2 separate regions of the Homo sapiens genome follow, and region 1 is linked to region 2. A link is a loop called in an ENCODE intact Hi-C map of the cell type or tissue named here. Cell type or tissue: mammary epithelial cell. All regions are shown on one strand. Links, peaks and the distances in the headings refer to the core of each region. The heading gives the core; the rest is flanking DNA. Region 1 holds the start of FBXO3 (F-box protein 3). Region 2 holds the start of LINC02721 (long intergenic non-protein coding RNA 2721).

Region 1 (16,004 bases), core at 1-8,000, 54 kb before region 2:
GACTCTATCCTTTCCAGAGAGAAATTACAAGTTATATTAATTGAAAGTAGGTATTCAAAGATCTCACTTGGGCAATAGCTATCAACAGAATCTTAAATCACATCAGGTTTGTCAAGGCCATGACTAAGGTGTGTTAAAAACCATCTATAGTAAACAAAATTGCCTTTGTTTGATTTTCAGATTTTACAGAAACATCATCCTCATCCTTTTCTGCCAAGCTCAGGAGATGCCCAAATTAACTTTTGTAAACATAGGAATCCCTCCAGTTTTGTGCATTCAGTTTCCATACCCTCTTCTTGATTCCTGTCCCTCCACTGCCCTAGGAGCTAAATGACATAAAAGAATCTGGAATATGCATGAAAGATGAATTCAATGCACATCGAGAGTGAAAACTACTGTTCTAGAGATTCTGATCCAGTCGGTTTGGACTGAGATCTGTACCTCAGGCATCTGTATGTTTAAAAAGTGCCACAGGCCATTCTGATGCACAGGTCATTCTGACGCACAGTGTGGCATTTATTCACTCCATTTCAGAATAAATCACTCTGAAATGGAGAGGGTATCAGATCATCTCAATTCAAACTAGGCAACTGATGCTACATGATTCCAGTGTACTAATCCAATCCAACCCAATCCAGTTCAGCAAATAATACCAAAAACTTCAGAGCTTATCACTAGACTAGACCCTTGACAAAATTGGGCTGTATGGTGCAGGAAAAAAGCTGCAATACACTGGATACTTTTCTGTAGATAAAATTCAAATGGTATTCAACTCAATTTATTTCCACAGACATTTACAGAGGGATCATGTCACTTCTGTTTAAAATTGTGATTACTACCTAAAGCATTTAAAGTAAACTCTTACTTCCTCACCTTGGTTCCCAAGGTCCTGCATGATCTCACCACCCTCATCTCATCACTGTCTGTGAGTCACTCCCTACCTCCAGCAACGCCAGCCTTCTGTATCTTCCACCAGGCCATGCTGTTGAACAGTACCGTTCAGCAGTCCCGTCAATCTCTGAACATACTTTTCCCTCTGCCAGAACTGCATATGCCCTGCTTCATATATGGCAGCTCCTTCCGATTTGATCACTTCTCACTTCCTATTCCTTAACAGAGCAATCTATTTCCTTCACAGCACTTAGTACCTCTTGCAATTATGCGCTTGCCCACTGGACTGTAAGCTCCATAAGAGTTGCCTTATCTGCGTTGTTCACTACTGTACCCTCAACACTTAACAGACTGGCACATAGCAAGCCCTCGGGGAAAAAAAAATCTTTGAATAGGAAGATAAGCAAGGCAGCCCTTACAATCAAGAAGCACGCCATCTACCTGACATGGCAAATCAATTCTGCAGGAAGAAGGTAGAGAGGGCATCTTCTCCACCTTGCCAAGTTGAGAAGAGGTAGGCAAGGCATTCCAGGCAAGGTCGAGAGCTTGAGCCACAGGAAAAAAAAAAAAAAAGAAAGTGCAAGTGTGTTGTATGCTGGCAGAGGTCTGATTTGGTTAGAATGGATGGTGCAAATGTGATAGTGGTGGAGAAATAAGTCCTGGAGGACCTTAGATATACAAGCCAGATGATAAGAGCTTTCAATGCCCCAGAAGTTTAGGTTATAGTCTATAAACATAGGGGTGTCACAGGTTTTAAGGAGAATGACAACCAGATGTGTCTTGGAAAGATTACTCTGGCAGCAATCAAAAGTTGGAGACTGTTAGTTAAATTGTAAGTATTTTCTAGAAAAATAAAATTGCTAGCAGGTACAGGTAGCGACCAGTACAGGTAGTGACCAAAAACTTGAGGTATCTCTCTATCACCACTTAGCTAGGCCAACAACTATCTGTAGCTCCAAGAAATCTGTATTTATAAAAAGACCTCTAATAACACAGGGCACAATCATCAAATGGCTAGAATCTAATGGTTAATCCAAACACAAAACAAATCTCGCCCACCTATCCTAAGAGGGCGACTTTGCATCCTCTGCAAATATATACGGTAGCACAGGAAACTCACAGCCATGCCACCCCCTGTCAAGGGTGTAAACAATCCTGACAGCTGGGGGGCGGGCTGGCAGCGCCATTTCTTCCACCACCCCAGACAGTCCCAAGTTCTGAAGAAACTGGGCATTGAACCACCCTTATCAGCAACCGGTGTTTATTTCTGGAACAGATGCTAGTAATGTGGGAAACCCAAGGTGTCCAGGAGAAAAGATAGTCACCGGTATGGCATCACCGGAAGTCAGTACCAAAACATAAAATCCAACATCGAACCGTAAGGAGCAATGCTGACAGCAAAACAATTCTCACGCACTGAAGTCCGAAAGTGAGCCCGGACAGCGATTCTGGCGCTGGGGAAGTCGCGCCAGGGGAGTAAGGGGTTGCCTATCTTCTCCTCTCGCTCACCCACCTGCCCACCCCGGCGCCAGACTCCGCAGGCCCCGGACCCAGCAGAGAAGAGCGCCTGGCCGGGACAGGGGCTTTTACACAGCAGCAGGGACTGACCCCAACCGGGCGGGCACCTGCGGGGCCAGCGGGGGTCCGCGGAGCGCGGCGGTGCGGCACGAGGGCCACTACCTCCTTCTCTTGCAAGTGGGCCTCACCGAGGCCTGGGAGAGAGATATCTCGTCGCTTCTCATACCTGGGCCCAGGACAGGAGGAAGACTCAGGGCGAGGCCCTTTCCGCCCCCGTCTCGCCCCGGTCCCCGGTGGCTCCGCAGGATGAGGGCGGCCCTGGCGTCACCTTCTGGTGTCGCGGAAGCTCGGGTCCTGTCAGCGGCCCCGACCCCCTTTCCCCCTGCCTCACCGCCTCCTCTCCCCATGCCCCCACCCCTGCCATGCGTGTCGTCCCATTACTTGATTAGATCCCGATAGTCCAAAAAGGATAAGATGAGGAGCAGGGGATCGGTGGGCAGCGACTCTAGGGTCAGCGGCGCCGTCTCGGTCTCCATGGCCGCCATCTTGCCTGGCCCGGTGCAGGTCTGGCCCCGCCCTGGCCCCGCCCCTGCCCCGCCCCCACCAGCGCCCGAACCGCCCCCAGCCGCTCTCACAGGTTTGTTATGTAACCGCCGGGCCAGCCCCGCCCTCAGGGTGGGCTGAGGTGCGGCTCCCTGGAGACCCCGCCCGCTAGCCGGGAGCCAGCGGCGCAGTGCGAGTTCAGCCCGCTTTCTTCGCGCTCCGCGTCAAATCTCTCCAGCTCTGTTCTCGCATCCCGGTTCGTAAACTTGCCCAGCCCGGGACCCTTTTGTTGCCAAATCTGCCTCGGTCTGCCCAACTCCTCCTGCGAAATTTTACACTCAGTATGCAGGAAGCCTCGCTCAAAATCTGACACTCCTCCACGCCCTTGGTCCCCAAATCCATTCCTTCTCTTTGTTTTCCAACCCGAGAACCCCTCGTTTTCCCCGCTCAGCCTTCCCCACCCCGCTTGTCCCCCGCACACAGCAGGGCCGCTCCGAGACTTGTCCACTCAGCAAGAGCAGAGCTGAGAATCAGCCAGGGACGCCAGCTGAAGGCCCTTCTCCCAAATTAAGGAAATAATTGTTGAGGGCTTAACTTCACGCCCCTCCCCGCCTTCCTAAGTAAAATGTGTACAAGGAGTGAGTCTGAGTCTCAGCCGCTGTCCCTTAATTTGGTTATCATGGCTATTTTCAGCCTATTAGGGCAATGCAAAGGGTACAGTGTGGATTTTTTCCAGCTTTAAAATTTATTTTGGCCAGGGTTTAGATCCCGCAGAGTTAAGTATCCCGCGTGTGAAGGGATGAACTGAGACTCCCAGAGGGCATAACTGATGGAGGCACGAAGATGTCTGCTCTTCAGCTTTGCCAAGGTGATATTAAAATGAGAGTGGGGGAAGTATAATGGGTCCATACATCACTTGCCTGATTTCTTCTTTTCCATTGCTTTTCCAAAGGTAGTATGGTGTAAGGGGCTTTGGGGAATCCAGACAGACCTGGACTTCACACGCCCGTCATTTATTTCACTACTAGTGAAATGCTGGCGTAGTTACGCCTAAGTTCTCTGAGACTGTCCCTCATCTCTAAAACCACCCCTCCTCTGGTGAACTAAGGATGGCGATAACGCTTTATGTAAAGTGCCTGGCCAGATACTCAATAAATGTTAATTTTCCAAGCTTATACATGCATCAGTCACTAAGTTCTCCAAACATTTCCATATCCTGGAGAAAGTTTCTCTCAATTATTTGGAAGAGTGGAAGTGATATGCCCCGCCCCAAAAAAATCCATTTCCTCCATTCTTCATACCATTAATGCCTTCTATTTATGGTTTTGCTTAATAGTTATAACCCCTGCCACCCAGCCAACAAAACAGAACAACAGCAACAAAAAACTCTGCCTACATCTCTGTGCTTCCAAATTGTTTATGCATATGCTTAGAAGAACATTTATTGAATTGGATTTCAAGTACTTGTTCTGTGTCTCTCTCGTCAAACTGTAAACTCTCAGTCTGACTCATCTTTCTAATTTCAGGGCTTAGCAAGTTATTCAACAACTAGAAAGTTTAAATTCAGGTTGAATGGATGAATGAAGACAGAATAATCATTTCTGTTTACAAGGGAACCATACCTTTTTACATAGACAAATGCTTGTAAAGGTATTTGATCCTGATTTATGTTTGTCTCCATTTTCTACTTCAGATGGGCCACCTGTTTTAAATCCAAAAGCTGGTAGGAGTTTCAGGTACACTGCATTTGCTTCTGCTGTCCTATTGCACTTGGACTTGGTGCAGCTATGACCTAATGCAGAAGACAAAGTATGAAGCTACCAAACTGTCAGGGCCAGAACTAAGGTGAGGCAAGAAAGCTACTTGCTTGGGGCACAAATTTAAGAAGAGGTGCCAAAAAACTGAATAATCAAATAAATAACATTTTAATGCAATATTTTTAAAAATAAAAATTAATGCAAAAAAAATTCACAGTGAACAAAATACCAAACTCTTAAACAAAAACAGGATCCCACAGTGCCATGTAAGCCATATTAGAGCCTGATGCAAAAAGAAAAAACAATGCGCAGCACTAAATACATGCTTTTTATGGTTTTGTTAGTTTGTTTTTTGAAACGGGGTTTCTCTGCTGTTGCCCAGGCTGGAGTGCAGTGACATGCTTTCGGCTCACTACAACTTCTGCCTCCTGGGCTCAAGCCAATTTCCTACCTCAGCCTCCTGAGTAGCTGAGACTATAGCTACACCACAACACCCAGCTAATTTTTGTATTTTTAGTAGAGACAGGGTTTCACCATGTTGGTCAGGCTGGTCTTGAACTCCTGACCTCAAGTGACCCACCTGCCTCAGCCTCCCAAAGTGCTGGGATTATAGGCATGAGCCACCGCGTCTGGCCAGGTGGAAGACTTGCTTCTCCCATGTGGCTGGGCTTACAGCTTCTGCCATGCGCTCTCAGCACCTCTTTTCCAGGCTGCTAAGCCCTGCCACTTCCTACCTTGCAAAGTGCCATCAGGTTGCCATCCCCTGCTGCACTAGCCCAGGCCCCTCTGGAGAGGTGGCTTTGGCTCAGGCTCCACTTTTCTCCCCAGCATGGTATGAGGCATGTGGTAGAGGTTGGGGGAGCAATGCAGGTAGGCAGGACCCAGGAGAGCCCTTTCCTGGGCTGGGGCTTCCTATTGCCCTTCCCCCACCCCCTGCCACCCTGCCCCCAATACTGGCTGGAAAAGGGGTAGGTAGGAAGAGAGAGTCCAGAATTTGGCTATTCACATCCCCAGGGCTAAGCTTGGGTGGAAGAAACAGTCCCTCCAAGTTTGCTCATTGTTTTGGAAGCTGGTTTCTAAAGAGTTTCACTAAAATAGTATTTGCTTATCATTTTAATTTCTATGGTAGATCAGAAAGCAGAAGGTTTTAAGGCCAGGCGTGATAGCTCACGCCTGTAATCCCAACACCTTGGGAGGCCAAGGTAGGCAGATTGCTTGAGTCCAGGAGTTCCAGACCACACTGGAGAGACCCTGTGTCTGCAAAAAAAAAAAAAAAAAAAAAGCCAGGCATGGTGGTGCATGCCTATAGTCCCAGCTACTCAGGAGGCTGAGGTGGGAGGATAGCTTGAGCCTAGGAGGTCGAGGCCGCAGTGAACCGTGATCGTGCCACTGAACTCCAGCCTGGGCGACATAATGAGACCCTGTCTCTAAATAAATAAATAAATGTTTTTTAAAAAGAAATCAGAAGGTTCTAACAGAAGGGTTCAGATGTAGAATTTTTTTTTTAAAAAAAAGGTTTCTCCTTTTCTCAGGAGTAGAGAGGGACAATGCTTGAGAAATACACAGTCTTACGTGTTTCCTTTAGAACCCCAGTGGCATCTTATTTATGATGAGTAGCTCCTAGCAACAACACCCTACCTCTTGGTAATCAATCGTAGTTTCATCGGCTTTGAGGTTCCCACTGGCTGTTTAGGTAAATCCTTCAGACATTAACTCCTATCAAGTACAAGCATCCGGGCTCAGGACTGTGAGAGATCAAGCTGAACACAGTGCCATACCTGCCCTTGAGAAAGTGACAGACACTCCCTAACGGTTTGGTTGGGGAGAGGCAAATTCAAATGGCCCTGGAGACTCATTTTCTCACCTGTTTTCATGGTTTAGCAACTCGCTGCCTCAGCAGATCTGAGTTAGCTTGGAGGCAAAACAGGATGCTCTAGAAGTTCCTACTAAATGGCAGCCTAGAGGTGCCCCGAATCCCCGGCTTCCACCTCAGCATTTGTAAAACAGAGTTTAAGATCCTTCTGTATCGAACTCTGCGAGATGAACCCAGCCTAGGCACATTTCTCAGCGGGACAGGGAAGCTGGGGGCTGGGATGGATGGTGGGATGGGGAAATGGGGTTGCTTACATGCTCCTCCTTCTCTGCTTGTATCCCCCTCCCCCACCCAAGTTGTATTTATACCACATGGCATTGGTAGTGTGTGTCTGTGGCCCCTGAAAGGCAGTCGCACGCATGAAGGTTAAACTCCACTTTGCCTCGGTGCTAAGTGTTTTTGGAACTGCCCATTGTCCAACTGGGCCTTCCCAGGGACAAAAGCATTCTCTCCCAGGGGGCCCTGTCACCCAAGCCCCAGTGTCAGCAATCCTGGTTGTGCTGAGGCAGCCCTCGCATTTGGGAACCCAGAAGATAAAAGGGTGGGAGGATCATGGTGGGACTGCTGGGCACTAATTCCCCCAAACAAGTGTGACACCCAAGGAAAACCCTGGGCCGCAAGACTGCCAGTGATTGGTAAAAAGGAGACCCGCCCCTGTGGAGCCCAGGAATATTCAGGAGAATTACGCTTTATGGCTGAAAACAGGGAGAAGGATAAAATTGCAGGGATGAGTGGAGATTAGGGGCTGCTACTGCTACTCACTCAGAAAAGCAGCCAGGCTGATGGGGTGACACAAAAATCTGGAATGGATTTAGCTGCTCTTATGCAGCAAAACCACAGACAAACTCACGGCTAACGGGAAGCCTGGACCAGATATAAGAGATTTATAGGCACAGTTCCAGCAGCTATACACACTAAGTTCTAGGACTTGGTTCCCTGCTCCTTCCTTAAGGGATACTTTAAATATTTCTGAATTTGCCCAACCAATGTCTGGTTTCTTTGTTTTTGTCTGTGACATGTCTCTTGCTTTTTTGCAGCCTGTATAATTGATAGGAACCTTCTGGGTGCATGATGAGTGGATCTTCTGATAAGATACATTTAAAGTGTCCCCTGTTGGTGGCTTCTAATATGGGGCTAAGGATGTGACCAAGAATGGCCTGTAATCCTGAAGCCTGCCAAGATTGCATCATTGAAACAATGCTTCCTACCAGGTGGAGAGAAAATGCAGTATTCTTATCTGAGACGTAATAGAGGCCAGAGTGCTGAACAACACTATCCACCAGTTCCGTAGCCCCATAGGGCTGGGGAAGCCACTGGTATATGGAACCTTACTGTACCCTGTTGAGGCTTAAACATGTCAGTGGCCACTATTCTTATAGTGTCTGATATCATGAGTGGCTGAACTAGAATTGTGCCATTAGTGGTACTTGGCATGCAGGCTTGGATAGATTAATGCTGGGGTTTGTTTTTTGTTTTGTTTTGTTTTTGTTTTTAAAGACAAGGTCTGGCTCAGTTGTCTAGGCTGGTCTCTATCTCCTGGACTCAAGCGATCCTCACACCCCAGCCTTCTGAGTAGCTAGAACTACAGGCTTGTGCCACCACATCCAGCTAATGCTTAAAAAAAAAAAGAAAAAATACTCTTTATACCTTTTCTACCCTTCTCCATGCCCTAGGAGGCTGATCTTTAGGTACTCCTTCACCTGGGCTTCTTTGTTATCTGGCTTCTGGAAGAGAAAGCCAGATAACAAAGAGAGAACAATGGCAGAGAAAAGTGACATTCAGGTATTTATACATCTCCACCTCCTGGGATTTTGGTTGGGGCTGTGTTCCTCGGTGGAGACAGCTCCTGTCAGCGCCCTCTTTCCTACCTCCAGCTCACTCAGCTCTGATGATACTGTTCCCTCCCTCCAGCTGCTAGAACTGTGCCTCTTGCTTTTTCAGGGTTGGTAACGGCTTCCCTCCCCCACCCCATTACTAATCCCTGGGCACCTCACTGTCCCGCATTGGTTCCCTTATCTGGTTCATAACTCTCTTAGTATTGTCCCCACTGAATTCTGTTTAGTTATGTTCCTTTGCATGTTTTGTCTGTTTCTTGAGAGGTCTCTGACTGATATCACTTGCCCTTATCCACCAAGGCAAGCAGTACTGTAACAAACTCCCCAGGAGTACATTGTACATTGTCAGAGAGCTGAACAAATGCTGACAAAATGAGAACTGCTGGTTGGGGCCAAACATTCCACTCTCTCGATGACCTCACCACCGAATGTACTACATGAACTCCACTGCATTCCAGCTTAGAAAAGCTGACCAAAGATGAATGGGCTTCCAAGGAAGAAGAAACAATTCAGCCACCCATCTTTTTTGGGGGCTTCTTGTGCGACAGTCCAAAAAGACATTCTATCCTCTATTAAAGTCAAAGTTCTAATCTTGTGGCCACTAGCTGCTGTTGGGATGAATGCCTAACCTCTGATTGGCCTGTTTTGGAAACATCACCCTTTATACCTGGAAATTCCACAACAGGCTTTATATACCCAATAATTAACTATATTTGAGAAGGGGACACCTATGGCAAGAAGCCTTGAAAGTGATCCAGGCATCAGTAAAGCAAACCTTGTCCTGGAGCCTCCTATCTTATTCAGATGGAATTACAGATATCAATGATCAATCACACAGTGATTACAGGCTTTGGAAATGAGACTCCACCTTCTTACCAAGGACAAGCCTGCAAGGACTTTCTTCTGCTGCTGTGCCTGAAACTAGCCCCTTCTGGAAAAAGAGAATGTCACTGAAAGGAAAAATGATGACTTTGCCACCTGACATTGTCACTTTGCATTGGGTCCTGTCCGAACTGAGATACCCAGAAAGTTCTGTAGCAATATGGAAATGGCACTTACAACCAATGGCACCTACAACTTGAACCTACAAGGTTCAAGTCTGGTCCCCAATACCTTAGCCAACTTCAGGAACAACAGGTGGCTGCCCACCCATTAGACATGGAGAGACCCACCTACTGTTAAACCTAAGCTGTTGGCCTATTGGGGCCTCTTTGACAAGACTTGCATCTGACAAGAAGCATGGTTCACTGTTGAAATAGCTTGTCTCTGAGATGGGCAAATTCCATGGAATACCAATGCCATAAATTGCTGAGGCTCACAACGCTTGCATGCTGAATAATTGGCCAAACTTCAGGTGCTATTCTTGGCTGTAGAGCATACTGCTCCCAGATTGATGGAAATGAACCTTTACACAATATGTCAATTAGGATTCTCCAAAAAACAAATGTGAAGATAGGATTAGATTCATGAGAGATATATTCGGGGGCTGGGCAGAGGGCAGGAAAGTCTTATGAAGGATAAAAGAGAGGAAGCAGGAGTAGGCAAGGAGTGCCTTCAGACCACGATGCAGGTCTGACACCTGTGAAAAGAGAAGATGAAAGAAGGCGGATTTGGCAGGGAGAGTCTCGGGTTGGACTGCAGCTCTGAGAATGTCTCAGACAGGCCAGTGGAGAGTCCTTGAGTCAAAGCTGCCTGGTAGAAAGTCCAGAGACACACAGAATTGGCCTGCACTAATCCCCTGCCATGCTCAGCCATTGGCTAGGAGCAGCCCAGGGGAGGTATGGTTTTGATGCAAAAGCATGGTGAGCCGCAGACTGGCATTGTCTGTCAACTGTGCTACCTGCAGCAGGAGATCTGAGTGGCATATTCCCATGGCCATCACACACAGAAACATCAGTAATAGCCTAGCTATTTAGTCAGGCCATGGGCCACCTAAAGACTGAATTAATAAAGGCACATATTAATTATGTGCCTTTGGGACATAATTATGGGATCTCCCCATTGAAAAGATTATAAGTGACAAAATCTAGAGGAAAACAGCTGCCTGAAAAGACTGATCAAGCATATATGGGCATCATGTCTACCTACCACAGCCCATTGAATCTATGCTCTAACTCACCACAGTAATGGAACCACCCAAAAGACCAGGGATACCCAACCAGGAATTCTTTCATCAACACACATAGTAGCCACTGTTACTGAAAAAGCTCATACTCTTGGCCAACTGTGCCAGTCTGTCCATCGGTGACCTGATGATGTCTACAAGCCTAGTAGGTTTAGCTGTTTTGGGCTACAAGTTACACAGCACCATACTACCTTCTGCCTTGGCCAAACAACTAGGCACCCAGGACTTGAGGAACAGGCAGAGGAGAGTATAATCAGAAAGAGGACACTCTCTCCTCACACTCTTTTTTGGAATAGCACACAGTTGAGAGTATCCAAGTACTTTAGGGGAACAGAAACCATGCTAGGTATTTCAAAAGAGATTTAATACAAGGAATTGTTAAACATATATGGGAAGGTTGAAAGAGCAAAGGATGAATGCTGAGCTAATCCAGAAATCAAGACAGTGCTATGGTCTGACTGTTTGTGTCCTTCCAAACTGCATATGTTGAAATCCTAACCCCCAAAGTGATGGTTTTGGGAGATGGGGCCTTGGACAGGTGATTAGGTCATTAACAGGATTAGTGCCCTTATAAAAGGAACTCCAGAAAGCTGCCTTGCCTCTTCTACCACGTGAGGGCACAGCTAGAAGGTACTATCTATGAACCAGGAAGTGGGCCCTCAGCAGTGAATCTGCTTGGCACCTTGATCTTGGACTTCCCAGCCTCCAGAATTGCGAGAAACAGATTTCTGTTGTTTATAAGCTATCCAGTCTACAGTATTTTGTTACAGCATCCTGAACAAAGACAGACTGCCAGAAATAGTTCTCACCATAGGGCTGTGGAAGCAAAGGGGAAAAGATCTTTGGTTATAGAACCTCAGGGCTAAAAAGAGGAGCCATGGGCTCCCTGAGGGCCTAATGCTCTGCTCTCTCAAGAGAGGTCCCACGAAGTTGGCGTTGAGATCTCTGAAAGAGGACACCTCACAGCTGGTGCTTGTATCTCATGGCAGGTAACACACAGCAGATGCTCAAAACCTTGAAGGTAGGGTTGCCAGATTTAGTGCACACACACACACACACACAGACACAGACACACACACACACACACAGGCACACACAGGCTCACACACCACCACTGCCATCAGCATTACCACCACCAACAAAAAACAAGGGAAATAACTGAACTAAAATGGAAAAAAAACCCCAAAAAAATTAAATTTGAATTATTTGTACTTGCCTATGCATATATACTTTGAAATAAAATAAGAATACCACATAAAGCATGATAAAAATCATTCTTTATCTGAAATAACTGAAGAAGCACATAAATTACCTACCTCTTTATTTAATTATACTTCCCTGATGATTTGGCTCTCCTTAAGTTTTCTTAGTTTTGCAGAATTTGTTTATAAAATTCCTTGCATTTACTGTCTATATTGCATTTACATTGTAACAGTTTATACAGTGTTCATAGCCAACTTATTCTTTTGCCCACTGAACATTCATTATTGAGAAAACATGCTCAACATAGCATTATGAGCTGGTATACTGAATATCTGCTGGCTGTCACTGGCTGAATTTCACAAGCTTGGGGCTATCAGTGATTTACTGACTTTTAGATATGTGGTTATTAGAGTGAGTCTGTCACTGGTTGATTTTTCAGACCATAAGTGATCTCTAATTAATGCTGGTTACTTGTTCATGACTTGAGACTTGGACCAAATAATCATCTTTGCCTTTCTTTCCTTTTTTTTTTTTTTTTGAGACGAAGTCTCTCTCTGTTGCCTACACTGGAGCGCAGTGGTTTAATCTCGAGGCTCACTGCAAACTCCGCCTCCCGAGTTCAAGCGATTCTCCTGCTTCAGCCTCCTGAGTAGCCAAGATTACAGGCACTCGCCATGATGCCTGGCTAATTTTTGTATTTTTAGTAGAGACGGGGTTTCACCATGCTGGCCAGGCTGGTCTCAAACTCCTGGCCTCAGGTGATCCACCTGCCTCGGCCTCCCAAAGTGCTGGGATTACAGACATGAGCCACTGCACCCTGCCTCATCTTTTCCTTCCTTGAATATGAAAAATCAGTACTTTTTCCTCTGAATCCCCACTTTTGGTCTACTCTCAGCCAAATCTGCAGTAGAGACCATATGGACTTTATTTGCAGAGGTATGGGTTTTAGTTATGTTGCGTTTAGGTTACTTAAGATTTAACTACTATGGCAGAAAAGTAGCTCTAACTGGCAATATTTTGTTGTTTACTGAAAGATATGAATAGAGGGCATTTAGGGCATCCTGACAAAGTCAACACAGGATACAGGACACAATCAGTAAATACAGGACATGTCCTATGAAGAGAGGACCTACTTGAAGAGGGTGCCTCTTGTTTGGTACTTGGACCTTTGATATGGGACAACCTCATACCTAATGCTTTGGATACTGAAAGGGAACTCTGGGGCTGGGGTTCAGAATGCCTGAGGACCTTCAGAGGAAGGCCTGCAGAAGCTGAAAAACAGCGAGAGAATCCTCCTCGCTCCCTGCTTTCCATTCTTCTATGAGTACCTCCCAGTATCTAAAAGCAACTCAGCTTGTTAAAGCATCAGGGAAATGTAGTGTTCAGCCTTCCAGGCCCCACATCACTGAGATTATGCAAGGGTAGGCCCAAGCTAAGACACAAGAAATAATTAATTAACACAAGCAACAATACCCTCCTCCCATTTAGACTTCAGGGAATGGATGGAGAGTTCTCATAACTCAGATCGAGGACACCTTGATGAACATGGACGCTGACTTTGCTTTGGATAGCTCCCATGGTGCCTTATTCCTTATATCACTCAGTTTTTTTTTTTTTTTTTGCCAAAAAGAAAAAGACAGCTTTATTCAATAAATGGTATATGGAAAACTGAATTTTGGCAAACAGAAAAATAAAATTGGACCCTTATTTCAACACTATATACCAAAGTCAATTCAAAATGGATTAAAAACATAAAGATTCCTGTATTAGTTTGCTCAGGAAAATTGTCAACAAGAAAAAGAAAGAGAGAGAGAGAGAGAAGAGAAGAGAAGAAAAGAAAAGAAAAGAAAAAAGACTTAAACATAAGACCAAGAACCCTAAAACTACTTGAAGAAAACATAGGGGGGTCAGATGACAGCTGAAAGAAGGAAGGAAGGAAGGAAAGAAAGAGAAAGGAAAGAAAGAAAACATAGGGGAAACATACAAGACATTGGTATGGGTAATGATATTTTGGATTTGATCCCAAAAGGACGACAAAATTAAATATAGACAAATGGTATTACATCAAACTAAAGAGCTTCTTAGTTCATGATGTGTAGCTAAAACAAACTAAAAAGCTTCTGCACAGCAAAGGAAACAATCACCAGAGTAAAGAGACAACCTATGGAATGGGAGAAAATATTTGCAAGCCAGACATCTGACAAGGGGTTAATATCCAATACATATAAGGAACTCAAACAACTCAATAGCAATGAAACAAACAAACAAAAAAGCAATTAAGGCCTGCTTTCTGCTGACCAAGTCTTCTTCCTTACCCCTCCCTAATAAGAAGGAAGAAAAAAGGCAATTAAAAAAATGGGTAACTCCTCCTTAATATAGTGGTAAAATTTAAACATTAAAAAAGTTTTGGGGCCAGCTCGGTGGCTCACACCTGTAATCCCAGCACTTTTGAAGGCCAAGGTGGGCAGATCGCCTGAGCCCAGGAGTTAGAGACCAGCCTGGGCAACACGGCAAAACAATCTCTACAAAAAAAAAAAAAAATTAGCTGGGCTTCAGCCATGTTTGTGTCACTGCACTTGAGCATGGGTGACAGAGTGAGACCTTGTCTCACAAAAAAAAAAAAAGCTTTAAGTTGTAAAAATGGGTAAGATAAAAGAGAAGGAAAGAAAAAAATGTGTAAGGAACCTGAATAGACATTTCTAGTGATGTTTTTAAAGCCATGAACCCATTTTGGCACAAAGGCTTTATCATATGCAGTCATTGACAAAATTTTTTTGTAAAGCCATCAGATATAAAGGTGTGAATTTTCTCACCTGAGTACATGACAAGAAAACGCTGAAATCAATATATAAATAAAATCATCTGTACTGGCACTGTTAATCTAGAAGAAGGTGGTTGCATAGAGAATAACAAAAATTTAGATCAGCTTATTGAAGTGGGAAAAGAAAAAAGAGCTTCAGAGGTAGGCTTTGCCTCTTAAAAAAATTAAAAATATAAGTCACTGTCAGTGTTGAGCTTGGGAGTTAGTAGCCAAAAACAAACAAACAAACAAACAAAAAGAAGTCATCGTCTGTGAAAAGAAAAGAAGAAAAAAGAAAAAGACTTTGCATCCATTGAAGTATGCAGAAAAAGAAAACAATTTTTAAAATAAAATAAAGTGGGTATAGTTGGGAGCTTAGCCATGGACATACAGAATGGAGTAATAGACCCTGGAGGCTCCAAAAGGTGGGAGGATGGCAGAGGGATGAGGGATGAAATCCTACCTATTGGGTACAATGTTCACTATTCTGGTGATGAGGATGCTACACAATATACTTCACCACTATGCAATATATCAAAGCAACAAAACTGCACTTGTACTCCTAAATCCATAAAAATAAAAGATTATCTTGGCTGACACCTCTTTAAAAATAATAAAATAAAAAAATAAAAATTTTAAAAGAGAATAGTAAGAGCAGAGCAAGGACATTTAGTCTATACTTTCAAATGTGCTTGATCATTTGAAACAATAAAGTTGTTCACTGAATCTTCACAAAGTATTATAAAAAAGTTGTTCATTGGCAGAATTTCCCAACAAGTTAGTATAGATTACATGCTCTTTGATAAAAGCAACAATATAGTTAATTTTTTTCCTCTTTAGTATTTGCTTTAAGAGAAAAATCCTAAATTTCTTCAGAGGAGGGAAAAAAGAGAGAGAGAGAGAAATCCTTAAGACTTGTAGGGATTTTTGATTACAGTAAACCATGAAATATGAGAGTATATTTAGCAATCACGGTGATTTAGCTCATGGTAATTGGCATATGTATAATTATAATTTGCATTACAGTTATTTAAACTGAGATATTCTTGATCAGGTTGAACACATTGTGAGTAGAAGATCTCTTTCCCCAGGAAATAGGATGGAGAGAGTCTTTGGAGAATGGCCTCACTGAAATGCTAAGTCAGCTTCCTCCAGATTTTGGTAATTTCCCCACTTCCTCTGTAATTTCTCAGTGCCCTGGCCATTTTCTGGTAAGTCATGGTCTCCTTGTTGCCTTTTGTTTTCCCCCAGAGCTCGGCAAGTTTTTCTTTGTTTTTTGATACAAACTGAAAGATGCCTTTGGTTATATCTACCCACTGAAAACAAGATGCCATCTCTGGATTACACAGGGATTCGTGAAGGTATTCAAACAGTCAGAGCTTCTTCCTGCCTTTTCCCCTTTTGCTGGAGAACAGTGGGTTGTACCAGCTGGTTTTCAGTTATGTTCTGCAGAGATTGA
Region 2 (16,219 bases), core at 4,541-12,540:
GCATGTGGCCACCCTTTACTTACTTTGATACAGTAATGGACTCCCTCCCATTGTAGCCATTCTCTTCCTTTTGTCCAAAACAAATTTCCTTCTGATGTGGCCCAATTTCAGCACTTCTCACTCCCCCAAGGCCCTTTTTCCATCAGTTATACCCCCAGCCTCTTCTCCTTCTCCATTTCCACCCTGCTTGAAAACATGTCCTGCATGCCCCTCTGAAAAAACTCCTAGGTGACCCTTTCATGCCCCCAAGTTGTTGCCTTATTCCTTACTTTTTTTTTTTTTTTTTTGAGATGGAGTCTGGCTCTTGTTGCCCAGGCTGGAGTGCAATGGCGTGATCTCGGCTGACGGCAACCTCTGCCTCTCAGGTTCAAGTGATTCTCCTGCCTCAGCCTCCCCAGTAGCTGGGATTACAGTCATGCACCACCACGCCTGGCTAATTTTGTATTTTTAGTAGAGATGGATTTTTCTCCATGTTGGTCAGGCTGGTCTTGAACTCCCGACCTCAGGTAATCCACCCACCTCAGCTTCCCAAAGTGCTGGGATTACAGGCTTGAGCCACCATGCCCGGCCCCTCATTCTTGACCAGAGGTCTCAAGATGAGTGACCTACATCTGCCACATCGTTTCTTCTTTGCCCACTTGATCTGCACAGCTGGCTACAGCCCCACACTGCCAGGGCCAGCCTGTTCCTTCCCCTCATGCTGCTGGGTGGCTCCTAAAGGGCAGTGTGGGTGCATGGGTTGTAGGACTGTACAGTCGTAGATTCAAATTCCAGCTGTGCATGTGTCTGGCTAAGCCACCTGGTGCTGGTCACTTTCTGTTTATGAGCCTCGGTTTCCTCATCCGTAAACTTGGGCAGATAGTAGTTCCTCGCACAGAGTTGCATAGAATTAATGAAATAATGCATTCATGTGCACACTATGTGTTCCCCATGGTCATCCTGACCCCGTTCTACTTCTTAAAGCCCTCTCCGTACTAGAACTTCAGTGACGCTGCACTAGCTCAGTGTGGCTTACAGCCTCTCTTTTGTCCCTCTTAACGCACTGAGGCCGGCTAACATTGATGGAACCCTTCCTATGAACCAAGCAACATCCCGCCATTTTACTTTATCAATTTATGTAGCTTTTGCTATAGATACTATAATAGTACCCACTTAACAGATGGAGGTATTAAGGCACAGGGAAGGTGATAATGACCCAGGAACACACAAGCAACAAGGGACAGAACAAATCCCGGCAGTTTGGCTCAAGCCCCCATGCTGTCTCCAGTTCTCTGAGTGATCCAGGGTCTTTGGCTTCTCTTTCCTCCTCAAGCAACTCTCTCTTTCCCTGATCATTTATTCACACAACTTGGTGCGTTTATTTCATAAATCTCAGTGCCCGACTCACTTCGCCCTTCTCAGTTTGCCCTAAACCCCCCAGACTGGCTGGCCACCTCCTCCTGACGCCCTGCCTTCATCTCAGGTCCAGAGAACCCAAACTTACGTTAAGCTCCTTCCTGTCTTTGAGGAATGTGATTCTGCAGCTCTATCAGCAAATTTCACTCAGCCCTACGAGGCAGTTTCTTGTGAGCTTGCCTGTGTCCTGTATTAGACAAGCTACCAGAAGACAAGACCCTGTCCTTGTGTGCCAATCTCTGCCTCCGGCATTGTAAAGGCAGATGAAACTCTCTCTCAGATCATATTCCCTTCCCATTTCTGTTTCTGCTCAGGGAGCTATTATGTGTACTTTCTTCCTGCCTCTGAAATTCTTCCCTTGCCTCATGCCACCTGACATCCGTCTCTCACATCCCATCCCCTCTGGTCAGGGCTGACTTCCAACCTTCTCAGATTCCTCACAGTTCCCCCATTCCAACTGCCAACTGTCACCCTGGCCCCAGCCTGTCACTGCTTGACCATCATGATGGCCACCCTACCTTCCCCTTATTTTTATTTTTTAATTTTTGTGGGTACATTATAGGTGTCCCCCCATATATGTATTTACAAGGTCAGGAGATGTTTTGATACAGGCATGCAGTGAGTTACGATCACATCATGGAGAATGGGGTATCCATCCCCACAAGCACTTATCCTTTGTGTTCCAAACAGTCTATTTATGCTCTTTCAGTTATTTTTAAATGTACAATTAAATTATTATTGACTCTAGTCACCCTGTTGTGCTATCAAATACTAGGTCTTATTCATTCTTTTAAACTATTTTATGTACCCATTAACCATCCCTACCTACCCTTCACACCCTCAGTATCCTTCCTAGCCTCTGGTAATTATCCTTCTACTTTCTATCTCCATGAATTCAATTTTTTTTTTATTTTTAGATCTCACAAATAAGTGAGAACATGTGATGTTTGTTTTTCTGTGCCTTGTTTATTTCATTTAACATAATGATCTCCAGTTCCATCCATGTTGTTGCAAATGACTGGATCTCATTCTTTTTTATGGCTGAATAGTACTCAATTGTGTATATGTACCACATTTTCTTTATCCGTTCATCTGTTGATGGACACTTAGGTTGCTTCCAAATCTTGGCTACTGTGAACAGTGCAACAACAAACATGACAGTGCAGATATCTCTTTAATATACTGATTTCCTTTCTTTGGGGTATATACCTAGCAGTGGGATTGATGAATCATATGGTAGCTCTATTTTTAGTTTTTTGAGGAAGCTTCAAACTGTTCTCCATAGTGATTGTACTAATGTACATTCCCACCAACAGTATACGGGGGTTCCCTTTTCTCCACATCCTCACCAGCATTTGTTATTGTCTGTCTTTTGTATAAAAGCCATTTTAACTGGGGTGAGATAACATCTCATTGTAGTCTTGATTTGCATTTCTCTGATGATTAATGATGTTGAGCACGTTTTCATATGCCTGTTTGCCATTTGTATGTCTTTTTTCGAGAAATGTCTATTCACATCTTTTGCCCATTTTTGATCAGATTATTAGATTTTTTTTTCTCCAGAGTTGTTTGAGCTTCTTATATATTCTGGTTATTAATCCCTTGTCAGATGGGTAGTTTGCAAATATTTTCTCCCATTCTGTGGGTTATCTCTTCACTTTGTTGATTGTTTCATTTGCTGTGCAGAAGGTTTTTAACTTGACGTGATCCCATTTGTCCATTTTTGCTTTGGTTGTCTGTGCTTGTGGAGTATTGCTCCAGAAATTTTTGCCCAGACCAATGTCCTGGAGATTTTCCCCAATGTTTTCTTATAGTAGTTTCATAGTTTCAGGTCTTAGATTTAAGTCTTTAATCCATTTTGATTTGATTTTTGTATATGGAAGGAGAAATGGGTCTAGTTTCAGCCTTCTGCCTATGGATATCCAGCTTTCCCAGCATCATTCACTGAAAAGAGTGTCTTTTCCCCAGTGTATGTTCTTGGGGCCTTTGTCAAAAATGAGTTCAATGTAGGTGTGTGGATTTGTTTCTGGGCTCTCTATTCTATTCGACTGGTCTATGTGTCTGTTTTTATGCCAGTGCCATGTTGTTTTGGTTACTATAGCTCTGCAGTATAATATGAAGTCAGGTAATGTGATTCCTCCAGTTTTGTTCTTTATCTCAGAACAGCTTTGGCATTCTGGGTATTTTGTGGTTCCATATAAACTTTAGGATGTTTTTTTTTTTTTTTCTATTTCAGTGAAGAATGTCTTGAAATAGACATTATTGGGTATTTTAATAGGGATTGCATTGAATCTATAGATTGCTTTTGATAGCATGGACATTTTAATGATATTGATTCTTCCAATACATGAACATGGAATATCTTTCCATTTTTGGGGTATTCTTCAATTTCTTTCATCAATGCTTCATGGTTTTCATTACAGAGATCTTTCACTTGTTTGGTTAATTCCTAGGTATTTAGTTTTATGTGTGGCTATTGTAATGGGATTACTTTTTAAATTTCTTTTTCAGATTGTTCACTGTTGACATATAGGCATGCTACTGATTTTTGTATGTTGATTTTATAGTCCTGCAACTTTACTGAATTTGTTTATCAGTTCTAATAGTTTTTTGTGGAGTCTTTAGGTTTTTCCAAATGTAAGATCATATCATCTGCAAAGAAGGATAATTTGACATCTTACATTCCAATTTGGATGTCCTTTATTTATTTCTCTCGTCCGATTGCTCTAGCTAGGACTTCCAGTACTATGTCAAATAGCAGTGGTGAAAGTAGGCACCCTTATCATGTTCTTGATCTTAAAGACTTTCAGTTTTTCCCCATTCAGTATGATATTAGCAGTGGGTTTGTCATATATGGCATTTATTATGTTGAGGTATGTTCCTTCTATACCCAGTTTTTTGAGGGTTTTTATCACGAAGGGATGCTAAATGTTATCAAAAGCTTTTTCAGCATCAGTGGAGTGATCATATGGTTTTTATCCTTTATTCTCTTGATACGATGTATCACATTGATTGATTTGCATATGTTGAACGATCCTTGCATCCCAAGGATAAACCCCATTTGGCCATGATGAATTATCTTTCTAATGTATTTTTTAAGTTGGTTTGCTAGTATTTTCTTGAGGATTTTTTACATCGATATTCATCAGATATTGGCCCATAATTTTCTCTTTTGGATATGTCTTTTTCTGGTTTTAGTATCAGGTTAATACTGGCCTCATAGAACAAGTTTAGAAGTATTCCTTTCTCCTCTATTTTTTGGAAAAGTTTGAGTAGGATTAGTATTAGTTCTTTTTTCTTTCTTTTTTCTTCTCTCTTTTTTTTTTTTTTTTTTTTTGAGACAGGGTCTCACTCTGTCAATTAGGCTGGTGTGCAGTGCCGTGATCTTGGCTCACTGCAACCTCCGCCTCCACCTTCTGGGTTCAAGCAGTTCTCCCACCTCCAGCTCCCCAGTAGTGGGACTGCAGTATTTTGCCACCACACCTGGCTAATTTTTATATTTTTTTTTGGTAGAGATGAAATTTCACCATGTTGGCCAGGCTGGTCTTGAACTCCTGACTTTAAGTGATCCACCTTCCTCTGCCTTCCAAAGTGCTGGGATTACAGGCATGAACCACCACACCTGGCTGGTATCAGTTCTTCTTTAAATGTTTGGTAGAATTCAGCAGTGAAGCCACTGAGTCCCGGGCTTTTCTTTACTGGGAGAGTTCATTACAGCTTTGATCGCATTACTTGTTGTTAGTCAGTTCAGGTTTTTTATTTCTTTCTGGTTCAATATTGGTAGGTTGTATGTGTCTAGGAATTTGTCCATTTCTTTTAGATTTTCCAATTTGTAGGCATATAGTTGCTCATAGTAGCCACTAATGATCCTTTGAATTTCTGCAGTATCAGTTGTAATGTCTCCTTTTTCATTTCTGATTTTATTTATTTGGATCGTCTCTCTTTTTTTTTTTTTGTAGGCTGGCTAAAGGACTGTCAATTTTGTTTAGATTCGCTTATCTTTACCTTTGAGCACTAATTCTAATCTGACTGGTAGCAGCAAATGGTTATACAAAGATATGAGGGTATTTCTTGTGTTCCTTCTTTATTTTGAAATTGTGGCTCTGGGCTGCTGGCCTCAGATGGATTCCCACAGCTGGATGTTCTCATTCCACAGGATCCAAATTCCAGCCCAGGCCTCAACCCTTCACATCTTGATAGTCACAGTAGTACCCATGACTCTTTCACAATTTAAGACCTTTACTGTATATTTGAAGATACAATTACAAAAATAAATCTGCATGCAAAATAAAGTGTGTCTTTTGGGAACAACAAAATGGGCCTATATAATCAACCTCTCAGTTTAAAAATAAATGTTGAGTACCTCCTACATGCCAGTCACTGTTCTGTATAGAGCTGTGAACAAAATGGACAAAGTCCCAGCTCTCATGGAAATGATGTGTGTGGGTGCTGGAGTAGCATGAACAATGAGTACACAGATGACATGTCCATCCCTGAGTGGGCAGAGTTCTAGAAACTATCAAAAACTGAGATGACCTGCCTGTGTGCTGACTTCTCTCTCCTTCTGGAAGTAAGCTTTGATGAAAAAGAACACGAACTAAAAATGTTACGAATGTTCAACACACCCATTCCTCCCTTTGAAGGCTAAGATGAATTGGATCAAATCTTGAGAGGAGTAATTTTAACTGCCATGTCCCAGGGAACAGCTCGGTCCCCAGAGGCTGCTCTTGTCTTCAGACCTTATCTTACCCAAAGCCTCTCCCAAAGAGTATCTGAGTTACAAAGAAAACAAGTTTTGCTTCAGCCCCTGCCATGGCCTAGCAGTATATTTTACTACTTTTTGTCTCCCTAGATTTGCCTATTCTGGATTCTTCGTATAAATGGAATCATACAATAGGTGGCCTTTTGTGTCTGACTTCTTTTACTTAGCATAATGTTTTCAAGGTTTATTCCTGTTGTAGCATATTCAGTACTTCATTCATTTTTATTGCCAAATAATATTTCATTGTATAGATATACCAAGTTTTGTTTATCCACTCATTCACTGATGGACATTTAGGTTGTTTCTACCTTTTGATTATTAGGAACAGAGCTGCTATAAATATTATTAAAAACTTGCATGTATTTATGCAAGTTTTTGTGTGGACATATGTTTTTAATTATCTTGGGTATGTACCTAGGAGTAAAATTGCTGGATCATATAGCAACTCAATATTTAACTTTCCAAGACACCAAGAATCTGTTTTCCAAATGGTTGCACCATTTTACAATCTGATCAGTAACGTATAAGGGTTCCAATTTCTTCACATCCTCACCAACATTTGTCATGAGCATCTGCTCTTTTCTTCCCCAAATCATCTTTTTTCTCAGATCCCTCACTTTTTGCTCTGGCTCATAAAATACCTCTAAGTGTTGTTGAAATGCCAAGATTAATTTGAATCAAAGCTTGGGCCCTCGCGTGGGGAAAGAGAACCCGACAAGGTTCCTGCTTTTGTATTTGCTCTTCTGACTCACGCCCACCAAAAACCTCATTGCTCACTTTCCACATCAGGTATTCTTCATCAGATTCAAGCTCTGTTAGAGATTGTCTCTGAGAGACACCCACCATCTGTCTTTTTGAAGTCAAGCTTATATTTTCTGAACAAAAGAAAATCCAGCTTTAAGCTTCTCCAGCTCTGGTTAGCTTCATTCAGGACTCTTTCTCCTCTTAGTGTTTTACAAAAGACCTTGTCCAATGTTGAGCTATTTCCAATCTCTTTTTCCTAGTGTCTTCTTCTTTCTCTTTTCCTGTGTTTTTAATCTGCAGATTTTCTCCTTGCATTTGGTTGATTCTTCAAGCCTTGTGATTGCATCTTTATGTCTAGTCACTTCCTCGGAGACTTTGTTTTCTACGCTGGTACTTCCAAATAAGGTCTTTATTGCTCTAACTTATCTTCATACTGCTAATATAATTAGAACTTCTTCGCTTTATTTAAAAATATCTTTAAACTGTTCCTCAGTGACTAGATATCATTTTATCTTGAAGACAAGAGGCTTCCCCAGAAGAAATTGACACCCTGCATTGCAGGCTTCCAGACCATTTTAAGAAAAACAATCCCTCCTAAGGTCTTTAGACAGGGGGTTCAGGATGATGGAGACTGTACCCATGTCCAGCATAAAGGATGGAGGGGAAGGAATATTAACCAAAGCAGCCTTGATGCCAGGCCCCAGTCTGTTAAGAAGAAAATTTTTTGAAAGTTCCCCAATTCACATTGGAGCCACATTCAACATGCTTTATAGGTGTTGAAACAATCTCAGAGGGGCTGACTGACTGGGTCTGTCTGACTCTAAAGTTCTTTCTGTTGCAACTTGCTGCCTCCCCAAGTGAGACAATGGGAAGCTGAGCTCTAAGTTGTGGGGTTTCCACAATCATCATGAAATACCAACCAAATATATGTATATATGCATATATAATGGTGTATGATATATATTGCATGATGAAAAGATGACTTTTTTTTTTTTTAAAGCTAAAAGTCCCTGAATAAATCTTACAGGGAAATTTTAAGAGTTCAGTGAAAAAATTAGTGTTTGTAAAATGCTTAACACAGAGCTTGGTCCACAGAAAGTGCTCAATAAAAGGAGCTGCTATATACTATTATTAATAACTATTATTAATCCTCCTCATCATCATTGTCAAAACAAGGCTCGCAGACTTAAACTGCACATATGTTATAAGAAAAGGTGCTAAAACCCGAATCCTGGACTATTAGCTACATATGCTACTATCTTTCAACTAAACTGTACGGCTCTTACTGGGTAAATGTAGCCAAGTAAAACATGGTCTTCTGATTAGTGTAGGTAATATGTTCATTTTAAGATAGCGTCAAATCCATGATCAGTCTCCGTGCAGAGAACAAGCCCTCTCTGCGTTGCATTTGGGAAGGGGCCTCCCTTGCTGTTCTGCGGGGCTGGCTGGATCTTGTTCTCCTCTCCGAGTTGGAGGACCCCATTCCTGAGCAGCCGCTGGACGAAACCCGGCCCTGGGATCCCGCGAGGTCCCCGGGAGGCGCCTCAAAAGCCAGCCTGGAGCCCCGCAGCGGGGCGGAGGAGAATTTTGGGCCCGGGCTTGGGTCCCCGTACCCCGGGCATCACCTAATATCACCACCCCTCTCCCCGGGTCCCCACAAAGGCATCAAGCCAGGCCCCTCGTCACTGCCTCCACTGCGCCCTCCTGTCCCTCCTCCTTTCCTCGCCTTCGCGCGGGACGAAGTGGCCGGCGATGTCCCGAAAGCGGGGCGTCGGTGCCTCCCCCTCGGCGCCCCAGCTCGGCTCGCGGTGACCCTGCAGCCCAGGGCCGCAGCCAGGGACTCCCCACACCGAGCCTCCAAAGAGCCAGGCTTCGAAAGCTGCCCGTCCCTGTCAGCGCGGCAGGCGGTCCCGGAGCCAGGTCCCAGCGCCTCCCAAGGCGGGGGGAGGGGGCGGCCCCCACACCTGGACCCGCGGACACCTGGGCGGAACCCCAAGCCGCAGCGATAGAACGGCCCTTTGGAAATCAGATTACCTGGATCCTGGTTTTCTCCGCATTCATTTCCCTTCTTGTTCCCGAGTTCCACCAAGAGGAATTGAGTTCTGCCCCTTTCAGCGGCGCAACTGGGTTAACTGGGGAGCTCTGGACCCTATGATCTCGGCATCTTCATGGCCATGCTTATAACCCATGTTGCTTTGAGTTTACATGTCATCTTGGCATTTGCTAAGGTCCTATTCGAACTTTTCAGTCTTGAGGCAGACTCCTTAGAAGGAGTTAAGAGAATAGCAAGGGTAAGCAGTGCCCCTGTGTGGCCAAAATGGTGGTGGCAGGAAAACCAATGAGAAAACACAAAGGCAAATCCACGAATATGAGGGTCAGCTCTAGGTTTGGCCTCCCCTTTACAAGTTTCTTCTGCACTTTCCACTCCAGAAAGCCTGGCTTTGATTTTGTTTTGGACATGGCAATTTATACTCACTTTTTATCCGGTTATTCTCTCACTTCATGTGGATTGGAGCCCCAGATGTGCCCAGTCTCAGATTCGAGTCTGTCCTAGCCATAGAACACCAGTTCCCTCAAGGAGAGAGGTGGAGTCAAGATCAGGACCAACAGGACATCAGAGTTCAGGGCTGTCTGATGAATTCAAGGAGATTCTTATTTAATCCATTTTCCATAGGAAACATCGACTCCTGGAAGAAGTTGGTGTGGGCTGCCTGGGAAAGGAGGTTTAGCATCATATGTGGGCTGGTGGTGGTGTGCTCTGGCTAACTTAACATCAAGGGATAGGGAGGTTCTGTCCTCAGACCCAACTGAGTTCCCATCATCCCCCACACCATGCCACCCATCAGTGAGTACAACCTGTAGGGATGCCCTGGAGGCCAAACTTCCCCTAAGTGCTGGGCTTTCAGCTTCTCTTCCCAGAACATCAGACTGACTTAGCTTTGGAATAACTTGGAATTGCAGACTGAGCATTCTGAGAATTCTGGTGATGTTGCAGGGTAACCTGAAATGGGCTGCCCTCCAGTGGGGTTATTGGGCAGAGTAAGGGTCAGGATGGAAGTCTGCCACTTTAGCTGAGGCCAATTTATTATTCATTTATTTATTTATTTAGAGACAAATTCTCGCTCTGTCACCCAGGCTGGAGTGCAGTGGTGCGATCTCAGGTCACTGCAACTTCCACCCACCAGGCTCAAGTGTTCTCATACCTCAGTCTCCCGAGTGGCTGGGACTACAGGCATGCACCACCACGCCTGGCTAATTTTTGTATTTTTAGTAGAGACAGTGTTTTGCCATGTTGGACAGGCTGGTCATGAACTCCTGGCCTCAAATGATCCACCAGCCTCAGCCTCCCAATGTGCTGGGCTTACAGGCATGAGCCACCGCACCCAGCCAAGAAATTTAAGTACATTTTCCTTCTATTTATATTTTGTAAGGGGCAGAACCAGGATTTGGACCCAGGTGTCTAACTCTGGAAGCTAAAAGCTTTCCATTATAACAAGTTGCCTCACCTGAGCCCGACTTAAAATCAGGTGATCTCAGCTATACTGGACTCCAACAGGAGTCATTGCTATTTTCTTGCTGTTGTATTTTATTCAAGTTTAGAAAAAGAAATAGCCAAAAAGCTCAGGCAAGGAGCAGACAAGACACAAAGAACTCTGAGTTCTGCCTGGGGAAGGAGCAGGGGACATGAGTCACCTTCCCCTCTAGACACAGTACTGCAATAGGATAATCCTCTCCCAACTTCCAAATAGAAGTGGCCAAATTTAGTGGCAGGAGGAGCTAGGGGCAATGTGATTGCGACTCCCACCTCTATCCAGAGAACTGGCCCTAAAGCATCTCACCTGCTGTTTCACCGAGAGGCTCGTGGTCTCCAGCATCACCCAAGAGCTTCTTAGTAATACAGAATCTTAGGCCCCACACCCAACCCACTGAATCAGAATGTGCATTTTAACAAGATCCCCAGGTGATCCTCATGTACATTACAGTTGGAGAAGTGCCTAGAACTTGACCCTTCACCTCGTTATAACTCAGTAACTTCACTTGTGAATCAGGCACAATAGCACCTGCTTGACTCACCACTCCTGGCTGTATGAGGATCAGAGAGGACAATGTAGGAAGTTAGAGGCAGAGGTGTTCAGGAAGTTATCTCTCGTGCCCCCTCTACCTTCTCCACTGCCATGGAAGCCTAATCTCTCTCTCAGAGGGAGAAGACTAGCAGGTGGCTCTTCTCTGGAAGAGCAGAGGAAATCAGGGACCCTCAACAGCCCATCCTCCATGGCCCCTGGGGGAATCTCTGAAGATTCTAGCTTTTCAACTGAAAGTTAGGCTGTAATTGACACTGTGTAATCCAGTAGACGGAATTTTGCAGAAATAAATATGAAGCTTATATTTGGGTTTTTAAAAAATCAAATTAGGCTGGGTGCTGTGGCTCACGCCTATAATCCCAGCCCTTTGGGAGGCCGAGGCAGGTGGATCACCTGAGGTCAGGAGTTTGAAACCAGCCTGGCGAACGTGGAAAAACCCCATCTTTACTAAAAATACAAAAATTAGCCAGGCATAGTGGTGCATACCTGTAATCCCAACTACTCAGGAGGCTGAGACAGGAGAATCTCTTGAACTTGGGAGGCAGAGGGTGCAGTGAGCAGAGATCGCACCACTGCACTCCCGCCTGGGTGACAGGGCAAGACTCTGTCTCAAAAAAAAAAAAATCAAATTATATAACAAATTATTCATGTGTGTATATATATATATATAGATATTAGGTTGGTACAAAAGTAATTGCGGTTTTTGCATTGTTAGAATTTTCCGTTTGATATTGGAATAAAACATAAGGCAAGAAAAGATAAAATTAAGAACATAATTCTTATTTACATTTAAGAATGTAAATAAATGTGGTTACCGTATACATCATTTTAATGGGCATTTCTCGCTTTATGTTTTTTTGCTAGTTTATTTTATGTTTATTTTAGACTATGGAAATGATGTTAGACAAAAAGCAAATTCGAGTGATTTTCTTATTTGAGTTCAAAATGGGTTGTAAGGCAGCGGAGACAGCTCGCAACATCAGCAGTGCGTTTGGCCCAGGAACTGCTAACAAACATACAGTGCGGTGGTGGTGCAAGAAGTTTTGCAAAGGAGACAAGAGCCTTGAAGGTGAGGAATGTAGTGGCCAGCCGTCGGAAGCTGACAATGACTAATTGAGAGCCATCACTGAAGCTCATCCTCTTACAACTACATGAGAAGTTGCCGAAAAACTCAGCGTCGACCATCCTACTGTTGTTCGGCACTGAAAGCAAATTGGAAAGATGAAAAAGCTCGATAAGTGGGTGCCTCATGAGCGGAGTGAAAGTTTAAAGAAAAAACATCGTTGTGAAGTGTCGTCTTCTCTTATTCTACGCAACAGCAACGAACCATTTCTCAATCGGATTGTGATGTGCGCCGAAAAGTCGATTTTATACGACAACTGGCGATGACCACCTCAGTGACTGGACCCAGAAGAAGCTCCAAAGCACTTCCCAAAGCCAAATTTGCGCCAAAAAAAAGGTCATGGTCACTGTTTGGTGGGCTGCTGCTGGTCTGATCCACTATAGCTTTCTGAATCCCAGAGAAACCATTACATCTGAGAAGTATGCTCGGCAAATCGATGAGCTGCACCAAAAACTGCAATGCCTGCAGCCGGCACTGGTCAACAGAAAGAGCCCAATTCCTCTCCACGACAATGCCCAGCCGTATGTCACACAACCAACACTTTGAACAAAAGTTGAAGGAATTGGGCTACACAGTTTTGCCTTATCCGCCATATTCACCTGACCTCTCGTCGACTGACTACCACTTCTTCAAGCATCTCGACAACTTTTTGCAAGGAAAACGCTTCCACAACCAGCAGGATGCAGAAAATGCTTTCCAAGAGTTCAAATGTTGAAGTATGGATTTTTACACTACAGCAATAAGCAAACATTTCTCATTGGTAAAAATGTGTTGATTGTAATGGTTCCTATTCTTACGAATAAAGATGTGTTTGAGCCTAGTTATAATGATTTCAAATTCATGGTCTGAAATTGCAATTACCTTTGCACCAACCATATATATATATAATGTATTTCTAATAAAACATTTTTCCTGCTCTTTCTCCAGTGCCTAGAATAGTGCCTGGCACATAGTAGGGGCTCGGTAAAATTTGCTGAACTAATGAATGGGCTCTATGAATCTTATCAATGTTCTAAATGCTAGCATTTTATAGATAAGGAAACTGAAACATCAAAAAGTTAACTTCCATAAGTCCCACAGCTAATTTCTTTATCTGTAAAATGGGCGTATAAATATTGCCTTTCTCATTATTATGGGGAGCAAATGAATTACCATATAACACCTTAGGGAGTGTGTCTGGCTCAGTGTTCGTGCTCACAACTGTCTATGGGCTGGGCGCAGTGGCTCATGCCTGCAATCTCAGCACTTTGGGAGGCCGAAGCAGGTGGATCACAAGGTCAGGAGTTCGAGACCAGTCTGGCCAACATGGTGAAACCCTGTCTCTACTAAAAAATACAAAAATTAGCCGGGTGTGGTGGTGGGCACCTGTAATCCCAGCTACTTGGGAGGCCGAGGCAGGATAATCGCTTGAACCTGGGAGGCAGAGGTTGCAGTGAGCCAAGATCGTGCCATTGCACTCCAGCCTGGGTGACTAGAGTGCAATCGACTCAGCCTCCCAAAGTGCTGGGATTACAGGCGTGAGCCACCAAGACCAGCCCTAAAAATTCCTTTCCATTGATGCTTCCACTCAAGCTACCATCCCATTTTTCTCCTTTTACCATCTTTTAAAACTCCTTTTCAAAAAAGTAGATCTGAAAATTAATCTATGTTGTTAGAAGTAAATAAATCAATTATTCATCAAGCTATATATATTTATGTGCACTTTGAAATATATACATATACATATTACTTTACTGAAAAATTAAGAGAGAGAGTAGCTTAACTAACCTCCTCTTCTCTAGTTTTCCTTCCCTCCTCTCCCATTCAATCATTATTCTCCCTTGCAAATTGGCTTCCATGCACAGTGTCAAAACTGTGGCCCCTGCCACATCTCAGCTTCCTCACTATACACTGTCACCATGCTGTCCTGACATTCTCCTGTCTCCAGTGTCCACTCGATGGTTCGAGTTCTTTGTCCACTTTATGAGTCTTGCTTTTCATAGGGCTATATACACCTCTGCGGCCTTTCCTTGCTGTCTCTGCCTGCTAATGTTCTGCCCCTTTGTCGAGATCTAACTCAATTCTGCCCCCTTGTCAAGATCTAGCACCTTCTCCTGGAAGTCTTCTCTGGTTTCCCTAATTCTACATCATCATTGCTCACTTAGCACTTTGGGATAGTGCCACTTGTGGGCCAGGTACTGTCTGAGGTAATGGAAGACATTCAGCCCTGCATTAGTTATTGGTTTAATATTAAGTTTTGCTATTTGCATCACAAGAAATACAGACTCATTTAAGATTTACCTCAAGTACCTGAGGGTGTATAAGGGTGATGTCTTACCACCTTTCCATCTGAGAATTTGTCTTCTGGGAATAGAAAATAGTAATGGATTCTTGACCATTGTTTCTAAGCAAAGCATGCCAGAGCTCATGTCACCCTTTCTAGTAAGAAGTTGTGAGTTTGCACTGAAGAATTATAATCAAAATGCGTAAAGCTCCCTCCCCTACCTCCACTTAAAGTTCTTTAGGGATCCTTCTGGCTCATCTGCAAGCTCCCTAATTTAAGGGACAAGTCTTTTTTCCCTTAAAAAGTTTTCCTGGGTTTAACTCCTCCCCTTCTCCCACTTTCTGCAGAGTCAATGGATTTACCCTTGAGAAGATTCTGCCTTCTGTCCTGGGGCAAGTGATGAAAGTCTCCAGCTCCCAGTCTGACTCACGAGAGTAGACAGCCTTCTGCAGAAGTTGAATTATAGACTGTGGCCCCTCCCCTGTTTTCTACCAACAGTATGAATGAGCAACACCAGACTGGACCTCAAGAATGTTTCTCCAACTGGAATTTCTCTTCTCTGACAGAGACTTGAAAGCAGCTATAGTAAAATCTAGGCATGATGATCTATGTTGGGCACTGCACAAGCACTCCTCATTCAACAAGGTGCCGTTCATATCAGAGATGCTTTATTATTGTGATAATTTTTATATGTTTATTTTTATTTTGTTTATTGGAAAGATTGACGATTTGTATGTTTCTTACAACTTCCCGGCAGATGGCAGTAAAGTGTCTTGTTTTAAGATGTTTACTATATTTTGTTCAGAGTCCATTTACAAAGGAAAAATGAGTCAGTATTCGAAATCAACATGTCTAACATCATCTGAAAATAACTTTTACTTCTAAACAAGAAATCACTTTATCTATTGGTAGGTGAGTGTTTAAATGTTTTTTAAATCCCTATTGTTGTTAGAGCTCTGGCTAATTAATATTTCATACTGCATTTCACATTATCTGCTGTGTTCGCTGCACCCAAAAGCTATTCCTGAATTCCTCGTTTAAATCTACAAGAACTTTCATTATTAGATTAATCACCATCAAATGACATACACTCAGATAATCCACAAAATGAATTACATGCACATAAATTAGAGATTACCACTTCGTGATCTGGCTAGTTCTATAATGGAAATTGCTTGTTGTGCATATCCTGTTAATAAAAATATTAATGCTTGATAATATTTAGCAGTCTGTTAATTATATATTTTGTATGTTATGTACATGTAAGTTCCGAGATAAAATACCATTGATTTTTTGCTCAGATACTACAAAGGAGTTTTTAAAATTAATTTCAGAATCAGAAAACATGGAAGGAAATCAAAGACAATCAATTAGACTACTGAATATATTTTTGGAGAAGATAGAATCAGGAGGCAAAAAATGCTAAATTAGGATGTGGATTTAATTTCAATATTTATGTCAGACATAACTTGAGAAAAAAGTGGAAGAGAAAAAGAAAACATTAAACTAGATTTTCTTTTCCCTATCGAGGTACTTGGCTATGTAATTTGAATTTTTGTCCATAGAACACTCTATTTGAAATTTGTCTACAAAATGTATACATAAGAATTTTAACTTTCCATCGTATTTAACTACTATCAGTACAGGTAGGAAGTTTTCAGAAATTACTTATTCATAAATTTTTTTTTTTTTTTTTTTTTTTTTTGAGACGGAGTCTCGCTCTGTCGCCCAGGCCGGACTGCGGACTGCAATGGCGCAATCTCGGCTCACTGCAAGCTCCGCTTCCCGGGTTCACGCCATTCTCCTGCCTCAGCCTCCCGAGTAGCTGGGACTACAGGCGCCCGCCACCG

The links. Hi-C counts contacts between places; a loop is a spot of excess contacts. Peaks named below come from ENCODE experiments on the same cell type or tissue, not always from the same donor. Only the 100,000 strongest peaks of a DNase experiment are listed, where the experiment ranks them.
Region 1: a loop joins it to region 2, with 5 times the contacts of the local background. A loop is called at or near these places in 3 of 110 quality-filtered maps.

The regions. Positions count from the first base shown.
Region 1 is chr11:33,771,544-33,787,547 of GRCh38, forward strand. FBXO3 (F-box protein 3) reads right to left here and starts at 2,977. Exons shown (of 11, transcript NM_012175.4): 1 at 2,851-2,977. The coding sequence starts at 2,954. It overlaps FBXO3-DT (FBXO3 divergent transcript), which reads left to right and starts at 3,156. Exons shown (of 3, transcript NR_120550.1): 1 at 3,156-3,208; 2 at 3,711-3,820; 3 at 3,905-4,127. It also overlaps the pseudogene SPICP1. RefSeq lists silencers at 820-1,114, 2,440-2,509, 2,970-3,069 and an enhancer at 1,991-2,491. In mammary epithelial cell, for the core only: no CTCF peak of the experiment used is centred there; DNase peaks (open chromatin) are centred at 918 and 3,098; H3K4me3 peaks cover 1,817 bases; H3K27ac peaks cover 1,419 bases.
Region 2 is chr11:33,820,511-33,836,729 of GRCh38, forward strand. LINC02721 (long intergenic non-protein coding RNA 2721) reads right to left here and starts at 1,864. Exons shown (of 3, transcript NR_183773.1): 1 at 1,484-1,864. RefSeq lists a silencer at 9,187-9,276. In mammary epithelial cell, for the core only: a CTCF peak has its summit at 9,206; DNase peaks (open chromatin) are centred at 9,181 and 10,901; H3K4me3 peaks cover 612 bases.